2 separate regions of the Homo sapiens genome follow, and region 2 is linked to region 1. The links are chromatin contacts, found by Hi-C or POLR2A ChIA-PET in ENCODE. All regions are on one chromosome and are shown on one strand. Each heading gives the region's core, a stretch centred on a gene start or an enhancer-like site at or near the end of the contact. The rest is flanking DNA. Distances are from core to core; before and after follow the strand shown.

Evidence for each region. Hi-C counts contacts between places; a loop is a spot of excess contacts on that map. ChIA-PET counts read pairs that join two places held with the same protein, here RNA polymerase II (POLR2A). Pooled maps may share reads with other maps.
Region 2: a loop to region 1 is called in a map of HepG2, with 5 times the contacts of the local background. The contact joins two enhancer-like sites. A Hi-C loop is called at or near these places in 2 of 168 maps with a recorded cell type or tissue (Calu3 and HepG2), 2 of 37 single-sample maps with no recorded cell type and 2 of 50 pooled maps. POLR2A ChIA-PET finds 5 or more read pairs at or near these places in 1 of 52 experiments (HepG2).

The regions. Positions count from the first base shown.
Region 1 is chr5:92,905,303-92,910,147 of GRCh38, reverse strand. No RefSeq gene overlaps it. Among named protein-coding and RNA genes, the nearest start is that of LINC02058, 32 kb to the left of the region's middle. Within about 2 kb of position 2,015, at least 2 of the 41 ENCODE cell types and tissues checked have a DNase peak (open chromatin) inside an H3K27ac peak, as active enhancers do.
Region 2 is chr5:92,943,914-92,949,303 of GRCh38, reverse strand. No RefSeq gene overlaps it. Among named protein-coding and RNA genes, the nearest start is that of LINC02058, 6.8 kb to the right of the region's middle. Within about 2 kb of position 3,988, at least 2 of the 41 ENCODE cell types and tissues checked have a DNase peak (open chromatin) inside an H3K27ac peak, as active enhancers do.

The DNA.
Region 1 (4,845 bases), core at 766-3,265:
AGGTGTGCACACTTGGGGAAGTCATATAAATCTAGTGTTTTATTCTATATTTATTTTCTTTCTTTTTTTTTCTTATTATTTCTTTCTTACAGTTATCCCTAAGCCTTCAGCAAAATTTTGTTAGATATTTGAACCTGCTATTGACTGTGCTGTGGGGAATAATGAGACAGACTCATGTCCACACTTAGCACAAAATGGCATGAAGGGAGCAGAAATGGCTTGAGGGAAGTCAGACTCAGGCAGCCAGAGGGTGCCGGCGGAGGGTGTGACTGTAGACAGAGACAGATGGCTGGGAGGGGTGAAAGCGACCACCAGCACAGGTTCTGAGACATATAAGCAGTCTCTGGAATTCTCAGAGTTACTAGGGCACGAGAAATTGCTAAAAGACTAAAGTCCCTGAGGGTGGGGGTCTCAGACTATTGTTGTATAGTCATTAAAGGGAAGGGTGACCCCTGGAGGCGAGAGCAGCCTACAGCGCAAGCTGTCTTCAGTCACAAATTCCTTCAAAATGCATTCCTTAGTAAATAATGAAAATGCCCACCCCCTCCCCAAATGCCAGCTAAGCATTTTGAAAATGCATTATTTTATTAGACCATCTTATTGAATTAATGCACAGATACAGCTAAAGGAATAAATGCAGACTTAGCAGTGTTTAGCCTCCCAGGCACCACCTGCTCCTTGATTCTCCTGAGCTAGGGATTCAAGAGCCCCACTCTTCCCGAAGACACTACAAAACATTTGCAATGGCACACTTATACTCTCACCCCTCTCCAAGCCTGTCTACCACCAGAGAGTCTCAGTTTGTTAATGCAGTACATTTTCTGGAGTTAATTTTTTTTTCCCCTTATAGTCTAGTGAATAAGCTTCTTAACAAGATTGGAACATATTACATACTTTGGCTTCCCCATCAAGCCTATTGCAGAGAATTCTGGATGCAGTGGTGAGACTTTCTGAACTGAAACTGCACAGCTAGGAAGTTATATTTTCAGCTTGATCTCAAAGTTTGTAAACTGGTCTGTTCACAGGGATGCAGAGGTGTCCACAGTAGCTCTAGTGAATGTAGAGCTGTACCAGGCCTGGTAGAATATCTTTGAACCTTTGAAAATGCATTAGTCTTTCTCTACTAACATTCTCAATTTCACCAGCTCAGAAACAGATTTTGTATCTTAAGTATAAGTTATGATCCCCAACTGTCTCGCAACTTAAGTTCTGATCAAAAGTAGATTTGTTCTACAGCCTGGCTACGGAAAAGGCCTGCTTCCTCTGTATCCTCATTCAAAACTTAAAATAAATAGTATAATGTCTGTGTATGCAATTTCTAATGGAAGTATTTTCTGAAAGGCAAAACTCAAGAGTTATTTGTTTAGTTTTGATTAAAGTTGTCAAAGGCATTCTACTGAAGTAAAATAAATTATATTTATATAATATTGATTGTTTTAATCTAATAATTTTAATTTTAAAATGTTGGTCAGTGCAGCTGTTTAGGCACCAAATGATCAGGTAGTGATGATTGTCTGAAACTTCAAAAATCAGAGCAAGAAATTGTCATTTATTGTGTTCTGACTTTATGGAAGTCTCAATGAATGCTACAAACTTTTCCAAGTGATGTTTTACAGAATTGCTTTTAAAAACCCCAGAGGGTAAACAGTATTCTCAGAATAAATAGAAAAATGCTGACCTTGTCAGATTTAGCTGCTGAAAGCCAAGCTGTTTTAAGACTTGGAAGATCAAGGGTCACAGTTATAAACAACACAGATAAAAAAAGAAGAAAAAAGAGGAAGAAAGTAAGAAAGCTGGAAGGAAAAATAAAGTATAGTGAGTTACACCATGAATATAAGTAATAAATACATTGACCTTGACAAAAAGGGAATGAGATACTTATGTGGAAATATAAAATAAAAACAAGGCAAAATTTTTTTTAAAAACTCGCAGCCCAAAACTACTTGAAAAAGATGTTTCTTAGAGTATATTTAGAACCGGAAATGAGTCACTTTAATTTCATCTGTTTTTGGTTTCAGAAGGGGAGAAAGGTCAAAGCTTCTTTGTTTTAAGTGAGCTGGTCACTCCTTCTGAAGTGTAAAATGATAGGGGTCAGGAGTCCTAATGAAACAGGCATTTCCCAGACACCCAGAGCTGCAGAAGAGGTCTCCATAGTGGCAGGCCAAGAACTGGGCTTCAAAAAGGTGTTTTAAACAAAGGCAAGGCAGAGCTTGACCCTTTCTTGACTTTCACCATATGGACAACAGGATGTAGAAATTGGCCATTCCTTTCTATATTTTCATAAATTATCACACATTATAGCCCCACAACCAAACCATTATAGTGCCATTCACACCTAGGCCCAAGACACAGAGGTATATTTTTTATATTGCCCTGGTACAGGTGATGTTTTCTGTTAAGCCTAGATGAACTGAAACAATATTAGGAAGAAATTCTCATTGCTGAGAACAAAAGTACGCACTAATAAAAAAAGTGAGTGTTCTTAAACCTACTGGATTCAACATCCTTTGAATGGGAACGTTAAAATATAATACATCCAAAACAGTGTTGGGCTCAAGCTGACTGAAGAGACAGATTTTAAGAAGTGAGCCCTATCTTTACTCTGAGCACGGAAGGCCAAAACAAACTGTCTTCTTCAGCAAGAAAGTAAGAATACATTGCTTTCTATGTCTTCACCAGATTTGTCCAAGGTAAGGAGGTCTGGACTGTGGAGAAGATGGAGTTTGGAAGGATATGCAGCTTATAAATGCAGTTAGACACAGAGGATTTCCATTGCATCTCCAGTTTGTTGGTGGCTGGTTCCTCCTTTGCTGGTCTCTTTTATTCCATCTGGAAGATTCTGTTCATGTACACCTCTGAACTCTAAACTAGTTGTTCCTGACTTTGTCTCTGCAACATTTTTTCAGGCCTGTTGTATTCCTGACCTTGCTTCCTCTGTGCAATATATTTACTCCAGGTCATCTCTACCATGCCTGTCACCATTTTGCTTAATGGTTGGGGTTTGATGTTTTTGACCTTGGGTTGAACCCAGGAATGAATAACTTCTCTATACTGGCTCAGTGGCTGAATTATCAGTGTCTTTCCCTGACAATGTGCATGTTTTCAATGATTAGAAATGCAGCCTCCAAATAAGGAAAAAGGATAATATTTGCATAGGCCGTGCTTAGTTGCAGGTTTTGGAGCCGGAGATGTTCCAGCATAGATGCCTGTTCATAGAAGTGCTCCAAAATTGTATTTAGTGTAATGACACGTCCTCTTTAAAACCCTTTATAACTTTCTTCTTCCCTGGCCTCGTAAGAGGATAGAGAAATGTTTCTCGGCCATTACATGCGACTCTTTACAGGTTATCATATTCATTATGTCATTAGATTTACCACAACCCTGAAAACTTAATAGAGAAATTATTATCTCTAAAAGTTATACCACTAGCAGGTGGCAGGTCTGGAACAAACATCCATGCCCTATTGACTACAATACCAGTACTCTTAGTACCATGCTATGCCTCTCTCTCATATTATTATAAGAATAATAAACCTATAGTTGCAGAGTTGTAGAGCTGTATGAAGCCTTAAATATCATCTAACTTAGCCACATTATTGTTACAAAAGAGCAAATGTGACTGAAGAAGTGGCTTACACAGAATTATTGGCAGAAAACATCATATCTTCTGACTTCAAATCACACACACACACACACACACACACACACAGGAGATGACAAAAGGAAAAGAGATTGAGTCAGAAACTAATAAAGCTTAGGAAACACTAATGCAGCCAGGTGCAGTGGTTCATGCTTGTAATCCCAGGACTTTTGGGAGGCTGATGCAGGAGGATTGCTCGAGGCTAGGAGTTCAAGGAAACAGAAATGAGAAAATTTTCAATATAGTCATGGTTTCATGGTAGAAAAGGTTAGTAAAGACTAGATTCTGTATAAAAAAAAACTTCAAAATCATTAGTTTAATTTTTCTTAACTACAGAGACTATGAAAAAAGGCTAAGTTTTTAATAATTTTTTTCAAAGCTAATGCCTTATTGGCTCTTTTAAAAATTATTTATTGAGTATCTTCTGATCTATAAGACGTAGTTGATGATATAACTGTGACCAGCATATAGTGTCCACTCTCAAGGGATTCTTTGTGTCATAGAGGATTGTGGCAGTTTTAAGCCATGGCTACAATTATTTGACACTCCACCCATCAAAAGATGGGCTCTATGTCCCCTCCCATGCACCTGAGTGGGCCTACAATTACTTTCCTTCTGAGGCTGAGTAATATAAGGTCATGCACTTGGGAACTTGAGCTGGTAAGAAGCCCAACTACCATGATGTCACCATCCTGGAGGGGCAAGACACATACTCCATATGTAGGCAATGGCACTCTTACTGACACTCCCACCCATGCCCAATATTCCCACTAGTGCTGCCAAGGCACCGAACATGTGAGTAAAGTTTGACTTTCCATGTCCATCTGCTGGGTGAATGCCACCAAGTAACTCTGTCACTTGTCAGTGACCTGGAATAGAAGAATCACTCAGCAATGTTCCGTCCAAATTTTTGACCCACAGAAATTACGAGACTTAATAAGATGGCTGTCATTTAAGTTACTAAGTTTTGGGATTGTATATTATATAGCAATAAACAACCATAACAATGAGATAATAAATATATTTTAAGGAATTCAGAAATAATAGAAGTAATAGAAGGCATGATCCCTGATCTCTATGAATTTACAATTCACTTGGGGGAAAGGGGTAAGAATCACTAATGAAGCAATTAGAGAGATCAATAAGAGCCAGAAAAATCAAGGAAGTATAGGAACAAGTCAAAATTGAAATGGATCTTGGAGAGG
Region 2 (5,390 bases), core at 2,739-5,238, 37 kb before region 1:
CCTGTAAGAACTGGAACAAGGCAAGGATTCTGACTTTCATCAGTCCCATTGAACATAGTCCTGGAAGTCCTAGCCAGAGCAATTAGGAAAGAGAAAGAAATAAAAGGCATCCAAATTGGAAAGGAAGAAGTCAAATTGTTTCTCTTTGTAGATGACATGTTTTAATATCTAGAAAAGCCTGAAGACTCCAGCAAAAAAAAAATTTTTAGATCTGATAAGTAAATTCAGTAAAGTTGCAAGATACAAAATTACCATACAAAAACAAATAGCATTTTGATACACCAATAATGAACTAGCTGAAAAAGAACTCAAGAAGGCAATCCCATTTACAATAGCTACAAAAAATTAAAATACCTAGAAATAAATGTAACCAAGAAGGTAAATGACCTTTATAAGAAAAACTATAAAACACTGATGAAAGAAATCAAAGGCAACACAAACAAATAAAAAGATATCTCATGCCCATGGATTGGAAACATTAATATTGTTAAAATGACCATACTGCCCAAAGCAATCTACAGACTCAATGCAATCTCTATCAAAATACCAATCCTAAAATTTATATAGAAGAAAAATGAGCTTGAATATCTAAAGCAATCCTGAACAAAAAGAAAAAAAGCTGGAGGCATTACACTATCTGACTTGAAAATATATTAAAAAGCTATAGTAATCAAAACAGCATGGTATTGGTATAAAAACAGACACAAAAACCAGTGGAATAGAATAGAGAACCCAGAAATAAATTCATGTATTTACAGCCAACTGATCTTCAACAAAGGCACCAAGAACATACATTGGGAAAAGGACAATAAATAAATACTGGTTGGGAAAATTAGATATCCATATGCAGAAGAAGGAAACTGGAGCCTTATTTCTCACCATACACAAAAATCAATGTAAGATGGATTAAAGACTTAAATGTAAGACCAGAAACTATAAAACTACTAGAATAAAACATAGGGGAAACACTTCAGGACATTGGTCTAGGCAAGGATTTTATGGTTACGATCTTGAAAGCACAGGCAACAAAAACAAAAATAGATGAATGGGATAATATTAAACTAAAGAGCTTCTCCCATCACAGAAAACAATCAATAGAGTAAAGAGACAACCTGTTGATTGAGAGAAAATATTTGCAAACTATTCATCTGACAGGGGACTAATATTTAAAATATATGAGGAACTCAAACAATGAAACAGTGAAAATTTCCCATTAGAAAGTGGGCAAAGGACACAAACAGATATGTATCCAAAGAAGACACACAAATGGCCAACAGATATATGACAAAATGCTTAACATCACTAATCATTAGGGAAATGCAAATCAAAACCAAAATGAGATATCATTATACCTCAGTTGAAGTGGCTACTATTGAAAAGAAAAAAAAAACAGATGCTGGCAAGAATGTGGAAAACAGGTAACTCATGCACTGTTGGTGGGAAAGCAAACTAGTTTAGCCAATATAGAAAACAATATGAAAATTTCTCATAAAACTAAAAGAAATACCACATGGTCCAGTAATCTCACTACTGGGTATTTATCCAAAGGAAATCAGTAAATCAAAGGAATATCTGCATTTGTGTGTTTATCACACCACTATTCACAATAAGAAAGATGTGAAATCCACCGAAATCTCTATCAGCAGACGTCAGGATAGAGAAAATGTGGTTTACATGCACAATGGAATACTATTCAGGTGTAAAGAAAAATGGGATTATGTCATTTGCAGCAACATGGATGGAAATGGACGTCATTATGTTCAGTGAAATAAGCCAGGAACAGAAAAACAAATATTGCATGTTCTCACTCATATGTGGGAGCTTAAAAACTTAATCTCATAAACGAAGAGAATAGAATGATAGATACCAGAGGCTGGGAAGAGTGTGTGTGTGTGTGGGGCGGGGGGGGGTGGAAGGAGGATAAAGAGAGTTTAGTTAATGAGTACAAATGCAGGTAGATAGAAGAAATAAGCTCTAATGTTCCATAGCAAAGTAGGGTGACTGTAGTTAACCATAATGTATTGTAAATATCAAAATAGTTAGATGAGAGGACTTGAAATGTTCCCAACACAGGAATGATAAATACTTGAGGTGATGGACACACCAACACCCTGCCTTGATCATTACACAGTTCAAGAATGTAACAAAATACCACATGTACCCAATAATTATGTATAAATATAATGTATCAATAAAAATATTTTTAAAACTCCATTCATATTAGTCAAGCCAATGTCAAATATACTCTGCATTCACCCATAATCCTGCTAGCATCATTTCCTTTAATAGAAAGTATGTCTCATTGCTTGACGTCTGTCGTAATCATACACATCCTCCAAGGTGTCCTTTATTTTCTACCTCCTCCCTTAAGCCTTCTCTGATCATCTCATTCTCACTGATTTACCCTGCACTCTAATAGTTTTGTTGTTGTTGTTGTTTTATTGAGACAGGATCTTACTCCGTCGCACAGGCTGGAGTGCAGCGGTGTGATCTCGGCTTACTGCAACTTTCACCTCCCCTGTTCAAGCAATTCTCCTGCCTTAGCCTCCTGAGTAGCTGGGACTAAAGGTGCCCGGCACCAGGCCTGGCTAATTTTTGTATTTTTAGTAGAGGCAGGGTTTCACTATGTTGGCCAGCCTGGTCTCAAACACCTGACCTCAGGTGATCCACCCGCCTTGGCCTCTGTGCCTAGGATTATAGGCGTAAGCCACCGCACAGGGCCTCTTATAGATTTTTGTACTACCTACTTTAACATAAAGTTTTACTCTCTGAAATTGGTCACAAATTAATTCAGTTAATAAGCACTTTTTGGGTAGGGTCCATATATTTACTGTTCAATTTCCATTGTACTCTTAGCCCAAGGAAAGTACTCGACGTACATTTATTTATTGACTGATTGTAGACATGATCTTAGCTTATCTAATAGTTATTGATTTATTAAACACATTATATGTATTAACAAAGCACTAAATATTAAACAAACTGAGGTAGATCTTTCTGGAATAGTGCCAGAGAGGATATTCAATATACACAGAATAAGAAGAGCTATCATTTACTGGTCACTTGGCAAGCACTTTACTAAGGATTTTACATAGGTGAGCTAATTTAATCTTCTCAATAATCCTGAGTTAGACATCATTATGATTCTCATTTTATTTATGAGTAATCTGAAATTCAAAGGGACCCTCTCAAGGCACAAAGCTAGCAAGTGTTAGAATGGGTTTTAAATATAAGTGGTCTCATAGCTGAGCCCATACACTGAGCAGAATTTTCTCTCATAGTCTACATTTGTTTACTGTAAAATTTTAAGACCTAGGTCACTATCATAATTTGAATACAAAGTTCCCCTATATGCTTTGCTAAATACAAATAATAAATTTCCCTTTTTGCTTTATCAGAGGAGTATCAAGCCTTTGTACTTTGTCTTTGTCAGACATCAGAGAGAAAACCACTAGTCAAATATTCACCCATTTTTCAGTTAAGTCCACTTTATAAACAGCTCTTGGCAGCACAGAGAGCCCACATGGTGAGTGCATAGTGCTGTCTTTCAGTCATTCCACCACTGGGACAAGAGTTTCAAGGATCTGCCAGTCTTACAAATTAGTTTCAGAAAGACTTGTTTTCAATAGTTGAGTTTAAAAACATTCTAAATTACATTTACTACAGTTTGTTTAAAGCTTTTTTTTCTGGCCTATCTTTCTGAGTTGCAGCTTAATTTTTCACTGTCTCATTATAATTTCTCTCTTTTTTCTGGATTTCATCCTCTCATTCATTATTCTTTGTCTCCTCTCTTGTTTCTGGCTTTTCTTCCTGCAGCTGGGCTTTGGTTAGAAGGGGTGGACGCAGCTGCCCAACCGTTTTCACATTCTTTACTGATACGATTTTCTTGAGGTAAAACATCATTTAAGAAGTATTACTCAACAATTAAATGTTTCTGTCCTCCTCAAATTCTGTGTGTGAAAGTCTGCCAAGAAGATCCTTTGCAGTTGTTTGTATTGGTTTGGATCCCTTCCTGTTATGCATTATTTTATTTGTTCTGTGCTTGTTTGCCTTTTATGTAATATTTTCTCATAGTTCTAATTTCCTGTTTCTATTTAATCTTCACCACTGACTTGGTTCAACTGTTATCTTTCCTTTTTTTCTTTTTCAGGAGGAAGGGGTTCAAAGGCTACTTTTCCCTATAAGTTTTGACACTTATTAAACTACATGTTTCTTCAATGTAATGGGCTAAATTTTTACAGAGTTCAGGGGCAATTGTGAAGCTAGGAGTTGTACTCCTGCTTAGTTTTGAAGACTCTAACTTGTCCACTGTGCTCTTGGTTTGAAGCAGCAGCAATTTTTGTTGATATTACTACCTAAGGGTACAAAATTGTGCCCATGAGAAAGTGATCTGCTGTGGAAACCTTACACTATCTGGACTTCAGTGCTATTTCTAACTGGAAGTGCCTTAATCTTTCAAAAATTACAGTAGGCTTTTTCAGCATAGCATCTTAGCTGACTTTTCAATGGAACACTGAATAATTAAATATCAGGTTCTTCCTAAGTAATTGAACAAATCTTATTCATCATGCCTAGCTTATCTTTAGATAAATAGGGATGTATCAGGGTACTTCAATGCTGCTCTTCAACATTTACAGAAGGGAAAGGGATGGGATGGGTCCAGGGATAATATTAACGTATTTAACAATTATAAGCACCAACAATCAGAATGGAAGCCAGTCTTAGAGCAGGAGTTGGAAACCTTTGTCATGCCAGTACTTCCCACCTTGTTTGCTGAATTATTGGGAGGCTGGGGTCTTAGCAGTGGGGAACAGACGGTGCACTTAAGGCCCTTGAGCTAGTGTGGAATTATCTTAATACTTTAATAAGTGGCTACATTTTAGTCTTGGGTGAGAGTGTGCTCATTGTTGATTTATGTTCAGTTCAAATGCAGCAGTCCCTTCCAATTTATACATTGTGTTAGATTGGCCCGCAGACACTATGGGGATGGCATGTGATTTTCTACAGTGGTTCCTAGTGAAATCCTGTGTGCAGGTCAAGTTTAGATTTTTATTAATTGAGCTTCTCAACTCTATGGGAATCAGAGCCTACCACTGTCTATAGAAATAAAATTAAATATATATATATATATATATTTATTTCAAAATGCACTGAACTTGAGGTTGAGTTTTGGCCACACCAGTTATTAACTGCAATTTTGGGCAATTGCTTAATAACTTCATTTTCACCATCCTTTATCAGTAAAAGTGAGGGGATTGGATCAGATGAGTTCTACGTTCCCTTCAAGATCTAGCATTCTCTAATTCTATTTAAATACCAATAAGAAGACTTCTTTTGCCTGATATTTAATAGATAATTGAATAAAAATCAACTTACGTTTCAGGTCATGC